3 separate regions of the Homo sapiens genome follow, and regions 2 and 3 are each linked to region 1. The links are chromatin contacts, found by Hi-C or POLR2A ChIA-PET in ENCODE. All regions are on one chromosome and are shown on one strand. The core of a region is the stretch at or near the end of the contact, and the rest is flanking DNA. Distances in the headings are between cores, read along the strand shown. Region 1 has its middle 12 kb from the start of MLPH. Region 2 has its middle 13 kb from the start of RAB17-DT. Region 3 overlaps LRRFIP1 (LRR binding FLII interacting protein 1).

The links. A loop is a pair of places that touch in the nucleus more often than their neighbours do. ChIA-PET counts read pairs that join two places held with the same protein, here RNA polymerase II (POLR2A). Pooled maps may share reads with other maps.
Region 2: a pooled map shows a loop between it and region 1 (4-fold over the local background). The contact joins two enhancer-like sites. A Hi-C loop is called at or near these places in 4 of 50 pooled maps. POLR2A ChIA-PET finds 5 or more read pairs at or near these places in 3 of 52 experiments (PC-9, SK-N-SH and WTC11).
Region 3: a pooled map shows a loop between it and region 1 (5-fold over the local background). The contact joins two enhancer-like sites. A Hi-C loop is called at or near these places in 1 of 168 maps with a recorded cell type or tissue (PC-3) and 4 of 50 pooled maps. POLR2A ChIA-PET finds 5 or more read pairs at or near these places in 1 of 52 experiments (HEK293T).

The regions. Positions count from the first base shown.
Region 1 is chr2:237,474,016-237,476,740 of GRCh38, reverse strand. No RefSeq gene overlaps it. Among named protein-coding and RNA genes, the nearest start is that of MLPH, 12 kb to the left of the region's middle. RefSeq lists silencers at 1,045-1,124, 1,145-1,554. Within about 2 kb of position 1,365, at least 37 of the 41 ENCODE cell types and tissues checked have a DNase peak (open chromatin) inside an H3K27ac peak, as active enhancers do.
Region 2 is chr2:237,602,396-237,605,141 of GRCh38, reverse strand. No RefSeq gene overlaps it. Among named protein-coding and RNA genes, the nearest start is that of RAB17-DT, 13 kb to the right of the region's middle. RefSeq lists a silencer at 714-894 and an enhancer at 546-1,049. Within about 2 kb of position 1,366, at least 15 of the 41 ENCODE cell types and tissues checked have a DNase peak (open chromatin) inside an H3K27ac peak, as active enhancers do.
Region 3 is chr2:237,701,168-237,703,867 of GRCh38, reverse strand. The region is part of intron 1 of LRRFIP1 (LRR binding FLII interacting protein 1); the gene reads right to left. Among named protein-coding and RNA genes, the nearest start is that of LRRFIP1, 75 kb to the right of the region's middle. RefSeq lists enhancers at 1-175, 176-1,056. Within about 2 kb of position 1,292, at least 35 of the 41 ENCODE cell types and tissues checked have a DNase peak (open chromatin) inside an H3K27ac peak, as active enhancers do.

The DNA.
Region 1 (2,725 bases), core at 116-2,615:
CACTGATTTCTCTGTCTCCAGAGTGGAGGTTAGGTAGACCATGCAACAGCACACTGGCAGGTCCCGTTAGTTGTCTACTCAATAACCATGTCCCTCGTATGCTAACAGAACCCTAACTCCAGGTAGAGGAGCAAGGACTTCAACTAAAAATAGGCATTTTCCAGCCTCCCTTGCAGTGAAGATAACCTGCATGGACACTTCTGGACAATCGAAGTGCAAGAGGTTCCTGTCCCTTCCAGAATAAACAGGAAACCCTTACTAGGAGAAAGCCCTTTACCTCCTGTCCTTTCTCCCTTCTTCCTGCCTGGATCTTGAATCTGAGATCTGCAGCTACAGCAAGTATCTGGCAACCAGGAGGAGACCAGCAATAGGATGGTGAGGATTGGGGATGGAAAGAAAGCCCAGTGTCCTGACGCATCGCTGAGCTGTGCTCCCAGGCTGACAGGCGACTTCTGAACTCCTTGTTATGGGAGAAAAACACACCTGCACATCTAGGCAACTGTCGGTTGCGTTTCCTGAGCTTGCAGCTGAATGCATTCCTAACTGATTGAATGAGGAAGATGAGGAGGAGGGTGCCAGCTACAATCCTTTCAATGCCAGGTGCTGTTCAAGCGAGTTTACGGGTTCAACCACATTTAATCCTCACAGCTACTAAATGAGGCAGATGCCAGTACGGTCCCCACTTCAGAGAGGACTGAAGGGAGGCATGGGTCCTTGTCTGAGAGGCAGGCGCAGTGAGTCAGGGGTGGAGTAGGAGTGTGTCCACAGCACTTCCGAGTGCCGGCGTATTCACAAATGGCTCATAGGTTCTGTTGTTGTGGTTACCTTAGAGGATTTGTGTGCACGCGCGTGTTTGTGTGTCAACACCTCTAGGATGGTGCTCATGGCATGGGAATTCCTTTCCTCGCTTCCTGCATCCTTCCCCTGGGTCTACTACCTTTTGCCAGGGACTGGGGACATAGGAAAGGATAAAGATCGAGGGCATCCTCCAAGGCTGATCCCGACATCCCCGGGACTGACGTACGGCCTCCAGACCGATGTCAGTATCCTCTCTGCCAAGAAAAGGGGTCCCCGGGCAGGCAGCGCGGACCCCCTCGGGGCCCCGCCGGCTTCGGGCTGTTTCCCGCCGTGACTCCTCCGCTCCGGGAGGGGGCGACAGAGGCCGACGGCTGCAGCCGGGCGCGCCGCCAAAGCTCCTGCTTGTAGGGCGGGCCGGGGTCCGGGGTCTCGGGGTCCTGGGAGGCGGGGCGGTCGGTCCGCTGGGGGCGGTGAAACCGAGCTCGGCTCCTGCCCGGCGTGGCCTCCGTTTCCCAGGCTTCTGAGCTCAGGGCCCCGGCTGGGCTTCGGGAGGGTCCTCCCCGCGCCGCCCCGGCCCTTCCGTCCGCCCCCCGCGGCCCGGCCCCGCCTCGGAGCCATTCTGGGCGCGGCCTGGGCGGCCCTGGGGTGATTACTGCCCCGGCCGCAGTTCCGCGCGCCCCCGCGTCTGCCGTCCCCGGACCCCGAGACCCGAGATGTGCGCCCCCGGCCCTCCAGCCCTTCCCGGGGACCCCGGGGCCTCGGAGCCCCGCGCCCACGCATTGTTTCCTTGGAAATGGAGCCCCCCAGCCCCACGTCATGTTGCCGGGAGCCCCTCGTTACAGCAAGCGGCTGCCGGGAATCAGTGGCCACTAGGACCTTTACCCCGAACGCTACGCAGCCGTGGGGCCGCTCTCCTCCCCGCCCTTTTGTGGGATTCAAAGTCAAACCACACTAAGCCATAAATAAGTGGTTGTGGGAATCCAGCGCTGGGCCCCTCCATCCAACAGACTTTATCCACAAATTACTTGAATGCCTTTTTGTGTGTTTAGTATCAAATTAAAAAAATTCTCCACTCTTAATGCCCCTGCCTGGCGTATCGGCGGCCCAAGCCTCTGCGTGGTCAGCCCCTGGGGAATGACTTTGCAGGGGGGCCTGCATCGCATTGCACCATTGGGCTTTCTGCTCCCTGAGTTCTGCTAGGGGAGTCCCTGGGGTCGGGGAGCCGGAAGTGCTGGGATTTCCCACCATCCTCAAATACAAGGTCAAGATCCCTGGACCGTTGCCCATCCAAGCCCCAGGAACTCCAGGCCTGCAGAGGCCTCCAGGGACCCACCCACAGCCGCCTGGGGCTCTCCAGCCAGGGTTGCGCCCCATCCCCAACCCCAACCCTAACCTTAGCAAGCACTACTGCTTGGGAAGGCCAAGCTCCCAGTTCGTCCCTTTCTGGCCTGAGCTACCCCTGGAAGCCTGGCCCCTGCCCCGCTCTGGGGCCAAGCTGAAGGGGCATCATTTTTGGCCACAGTTGCAGGGCAGAGGCTGGGGTCAGCCAGTGGGTGGACCAGGTGGGCCGGGAGTGCCAGGGGAAGCTGCCAGGCTTTGTTTCTAGCTGAGAGTAGGGGGGTGGATGAGCTGGATCTGGGCCTGCCGTTTCCAAGGAAACAGTGGGAAACTGGGTGTCTCTGTCTGTGGCTTCCTCATGTCATGGGGTGTGTGGTTTCTGGAGCCGCCTGACAGCCTGACCAACTTGGGGCCACTGTGGCTGTGGGAACATATATCCTGAGTTCCAAGCCATTTAGTGAGGAAGCTGCAGAGAGGTTGGGAGGCGCTTCTTCTCACCAACCGTTCTCACCCAGCACCTCCTACCCGAGGGCACCTCCTACCCTAGGGCTTCCCTGGTGCTGCTGCCTTACCTGGGTCTAAGGTCTGA
Region 2 (2,746 bases), core at 117-2,616, 130 kb before region 1:
GCCTCCAGGACTGCGAGACAATCAGTTCCTATTGTTTAGGCCACTCAGGTTGTGATAGGTGGTTACAGTAGCCCTGGCAAAGTCACACACAGGGCTGGGGGCAGCATTGTTTCTCCGCTTTCTTTCTTTTTTTTCTTTTGAGACGGAGTCTAACTCTGTCACACAGGCTGGAGTGCAGTGGCATGATCTCGGCTCACCGCAACCTTGGCCTCCTGGGTTCAAGCGATTCTCCTGCCTCAGCCTCCTGAGTAGGTGGGATTACAGGCACGTGCCACCACACCTGGCTAATTTTTGTATTTTTAGTAGATACGGGGTTTCGCCATATTGGCCAGGCTGGTCTTGAACTCCTGACCTCAGGTGATCCACCCGCCTCGGCCTCCCAAAGCTGGGATTACAGTCGTGAGCCACCACACCCGGCCGTTTCTCCATTTTCTACGGGAGACATGTTTTCCACATGTTTGGACCGTCCTTTGGGGATAACTGTGAGTGAGCATCTCACTTGAGAACCTCCCTCACATCCTCCACGTACTTCGCCCACGGTGGGGAGGTGGGGAGGTGGGCCCAGCAGCCTGTGGCCTCGGTGTGCTTGCTGCACATGGAGTGGACCCCATGTGGCCTCCTCCAGTGAGCCTCCAGGCTTGGGATGGGCCAGGTGCTGGAGCAAGTCCATTCCAGAGCTTGGTTCTTTTAAAAATTTCTATAATATATATACATATATTTTATAGACAGAGTCTTGCTCTGTTGCCCAGGCTGGAGTGCAGTGGCACGATCATAGCTCACTGCAACTTTGAACTCCTGGGCTTAAAGGATCCTCCTCCCTTAGCCTGCCAAGTAGCTGGCAGCTAATTAAAAAAAAAAAAGGGTGTTTTTAAAAAAAAAAAAAAATTGATTGGGGGGATCTCACTATGTTGCCCAGGCTGGTCTCGAGCCCCTGGCCTCAAGCCATCCTCTCGCCTCAGGCTCCCAAAGTGCTGGGCTTACAGAGTGAGCCACCGTGCTGGCCAGAGCCTGGTTCTTAGTGGGCCAGTCAGGGAATTTCAATGAAAAGTAAGGAGCCAAAGAAAGAAGACAAGGAAGTTGAAATAGGTCGGGGCTGAGATAATCCTTAGAGATCAACATCTCGGGTCTCAGTTGTTTATCTAAACCGAGCTGAATTCCAACCCCCACCCACACCTCCTGCATCTTCCCGGGGCTCTCAGCTTTGCTTTTTCAGAACGGTTTTCATTGTGTGTGTTGCCGCTGGCTGGATGTGAGGGTGAGTGATTTTACCGTAGCATCAAGTGTAGCCCAGAGCAACAGATGAACTCCGGAACAGAGTCATTTCCTGGATTCTGCCCTCTGGGTTCTAGATGCTTCCTGACAGTTCCGTTTCTTGACGTGCAGTTGCCGAGTCAAAGGCTGTGTTGTTGAATTCATTGCTACGCATCCCAGGTTTGCCCTCTCAGAAAACTGCACTGCCAGACAGTCTCAGCAACGGTTGGTGGACAGTCTCTACTGTTTTGCCAAAGCTTGGATGTGATGAGGCTTTGCCAATCTGACCTCCATGCTGACCGGCTCCTGCACGTGCTGGTGAGGCCGAACGCTCCTGCTAGCGCTGCCTGCACACCTGGGACTCACTTTCAGCGAATTGTCTGGCTGTGCCTTTGTCCATTTTTTGCTGATTTATAAATCAAGGATTTTAAAGCCACATGTTTGTGGCAGTTATTGTCCCAGCATTTTGTTTTATCCATATGCTTTTCTTGATATACAGGTGGCTTTCATTTGCAGAGGTCATTATTTCCTCCCTCTTATGGTTTGGTTTTTGCATTTGCCTCTGTGGGGTAGGTTAAGAAAGTTGTGGATTTGAATCCTTGTTCGATAGCTACGTAACTCTGGGGAATGTACTTAATCTCTCTGAGCCTCAATTTTCTCATCCGTAAAATGGGGATAACAATATCCACCTCCCTGGTTTGTTGGTGTGTATGGAAAAACTCTCTCAAACTGCGTTTTTCCTCTTTCACTCCACCACCACCTCCACAATCATCAACACAGAAGACGTCTGCAATAAAAGGCGTGGGGGTTTCCCCACACATTAAGCAGTGGGCCCCAGCTGGGTGTTCAATTCTAACACTGTCCACCTGGAGATAGCACCAGATCCCACTGGGTGGGGGGCTCAGTCCCCACGACTGCCACCCACCCCAGACACCAGTCATAAGCCTGGGCCTCTCGAACTTCTGACGGATGGGCTTCAAGTTGGGGTTCCCATGACCTCCTCTCTGTGTTGATCAATTTGCTGGAGCAGCTCACTGAACTCAGGGAAATAACTATGTTTGCTGGCTTATTGTAAAGGATGTTACAAAGGACACAGATGAAGAGATGCGTAGTGCGAAGTATGGGGGAAGGGGCAGGGAGCTTCCAAGCCCTCCCTGGACACATCATCCTCTGGGAACCTCCACAAAGTCAGCTCTCCACGGCTCCCTGAACCCAGTCCTCTTGGGTTTTTATGGAAGCTTCATGTTGACAGAATTCCTTCCCGCATGGTATGAGGCGGGACCCTCCCAGGGGAGGCTGTTAAGACCTACAGTCAGAAAAGTGAGGGAAGGTTAGAGTCCTGCCTTGTGGCAGGAAAAAGGAAGGCGAGAGGGTCAGAGAGGTTCTGTTACCTGAGGGTGGCGCCCAGGATTAGCACATCCAACATTATAACAGAAAACTGTAACAAGGGCTAAGTGGAGCTATGAGCCAGAAACTGTGGATGAAAAAATATATA
Region 3 (2,700 bases), core at 43-2,542, 230 kb before region 1:
GTGGGCTGACCGTGGCCCGGGGAGGCCACAGGAATGCACTGTGCTGTGAACGTGCCATGCTGTCTCAGCACTGCTTGAGACAGTGGGAGGGATTTCTGAAATGTGGTTTGGGTGCCCAGTCTCCAGGGAAACAGGCAAAGCACCTGGTGACAATGTACATGTGATGAGGACCACATGGGGGAAGAAACGTGTGGCAGGGGCGGGGGCTGCTCTGGAGAACTTGACCCAACCCCGGGGGGCTGGGGAAGGCATCCGCAGGACAGGAGCCCTAAGCCGGACCCTGAAACAGGACAAGCAGAGCCGGGGTGGCTGCGACCAGGAGCTGGTGACAAGGAGTGCAGACGCCTGGGGTGCAGACCCTCGCCCTCAGCCTCCGTATCTGGAACCTCGTCTTGAAAGAATTCAGAACCACTGAAGGGTTTTAAGAACACAGCGGAATCTGACTTTTGTTTTAGAAACAGGGCTCTGATAGAAATGTGGGGAGCAGGTATGGGGTGGGAAGAGCAACAGGAAACCAAGGAAGTGAGTTGACAGGCTGCTTCCAGCATGGGGACAGGAACGGGCTGGGCTGCAGCGGATCAAGCTCAGTGCCAGGGTTCGGGCCTGTGGAGTTTAGGATACAAAGCAAAAACTGCAAAGGGCTTCAGAGAACTCAGGAGACGAGACTGTGCATACCCCAGACGGCCTGCAGGTTGAGTCATTCTTTCCCTCCCATCCGAGCTTGCTGGATCCTCCACTGATTAGATTAGAACAGCGGCTTCTTGGCATGGCCCTCGCTAGGGTTCATGGGGGCTGGTCTGTCCCCACCCTACAGGAGCCAACAGGGAAAGAGCAAGCCCTTGCCTGCTCCTGGGGTCCTACACCCTGAAGCCTCCTTTCTCTGCCCATACAATCTTTGCTGAGATACTAAAACATTTAGGAGTACAGTGAAATTATCTCCCTCTGACTTGTCTTCAAATAACCTGGGTGGGGTGTAAACGGCTATAAGCTAACAATTGTTGAGGCTGGGTAGTGGGGGCACAGGGCTCTTTAAACTGTTGGCTGAGTCCCATCCCAGATCTGGGTTCCCACAAGCCCCTCCCCCTGCCACCTCCTTGCCCAGTATGTGGAGTCGTTCAAGATAAGGGCCCCTGCCGTGCAGCAGGACATGCATAGCTCGGTCTGGCTGCTGTTTCATAACAAAGAGCAAAAATTTAAAAAGAAAGAAAAGAAGGAAGGAAATGGAAGAGCCCCAAAACCAAAACTCATGCTTTCTGCTGCTGGAAGGTGGCCCGCTGCTGGGTTTTGCAGCGCTGCCCCCACCGTGTCCTCTCTCAGTTCCTGCTGCTGCCCGCGGGGTTAGGATGGAGCAGAGGGAGGAGCTCCTCTGACAAGATCCAGGCTCCCTGGCTTCTCAGGAATGCCCACAATGGTTGGTCCAGAACCATTCCTGTTCAGAACACACAGCCTGGCCCTTTCCCTGGGATCCCACCCATCCTGGCCAGGGACCCCACAGACAGAGTTTTACAGGAACTAGGTCTTACAGCAAGATACTCTTTGAGGGTGGGGATGGCTGGGAAAAAAAGATTCCATTTACTATCAAAGTTGCCTCCTTGTCCTAATCCTAGAAAGCCGAACCACGACTCGAGTTCTATTGTTGCGTCTTATTTTACCATATGTGAATATGACAGCCCTCTGATAGGGAGGTGGTGTGTACGGTGATAAGAGATCTAAAAATACACGAGGAAGCACAAGTATGACCCCCAGGGCCTCCGAAACAAATGGCTAAAAAGACAGCCAGGCTCTCCCAGCCACATTAATGCCAGCCCCACAGCCTGCTGTGGAGCCCAAGTCTATGGGGGCACCTCCCTGGGAGCCCCATCTGCCAGGCACCCAGCCCACAGGCCAGCTGGGGAGATAGGCACCAAAGTGACCCTTCTCCCCCTGCAGGGTCTTTTCTGGGCTGCATGGACCCATGCGTGACATCTCGGGAGCCAGGCTGGAGAGGCCTGCAGAAGACTGCGTGAAGAAGTCACCATCCCCATCCCGAGCCACAGATAAAAGCACATGTTAGGAGGTGCTTTGCAAAGGGACCCCACGGCATGCAGAGGGCCCTGAGGGGCTCTAGTTCTAGACAGAACCACACAGCAGAAACGGCTTCTACCGGGGCAGGGCACACAGGGCAGTGAGGTAAACAGTCTAACCCATGCCTGTTCTTCCAGGGCTCCCCATGGGCCTCCCGCTCAGAGCCCCAGAGATTCCCAGCTATAAGAAGACAGTCACCCAAAGATAATGGCCGTCCCTTCTTCCGGGTCAGGGAACTCAGGGACAGCCCGGCTCAGGCTGGGGGCTCAGGCCAAGGAGAACCAGAGAGAGAAGAAGTTATTGACCAGGACACAAGGAGAAACCCCAGCGGAGCGCAGAGTGGAGAGCCCTCCCGCACGCCCTCCTGGCCTAGCCCACATGTGCTTCCATCCTCGCATGGCCTCAGCCTGCGCTGGAGGTGTTGTAGGCAGTGGGAGTACTGCCTAAGGGTGGGGACAGCCCAACACCCTGAACCCCAATTCCAGTGACGTCTGGGGCTCTAGCAGCTCTAATGGCATTTGTATCCTTCTTGTGGCTCCTACCAGAAGATCATCATGTGGTCTCCTCAAAGAACAGAAACACAACCAACACTGGTGGGGCAGGGGCCCTGACTGCTGGCAAAGGGACAGCAGGTGC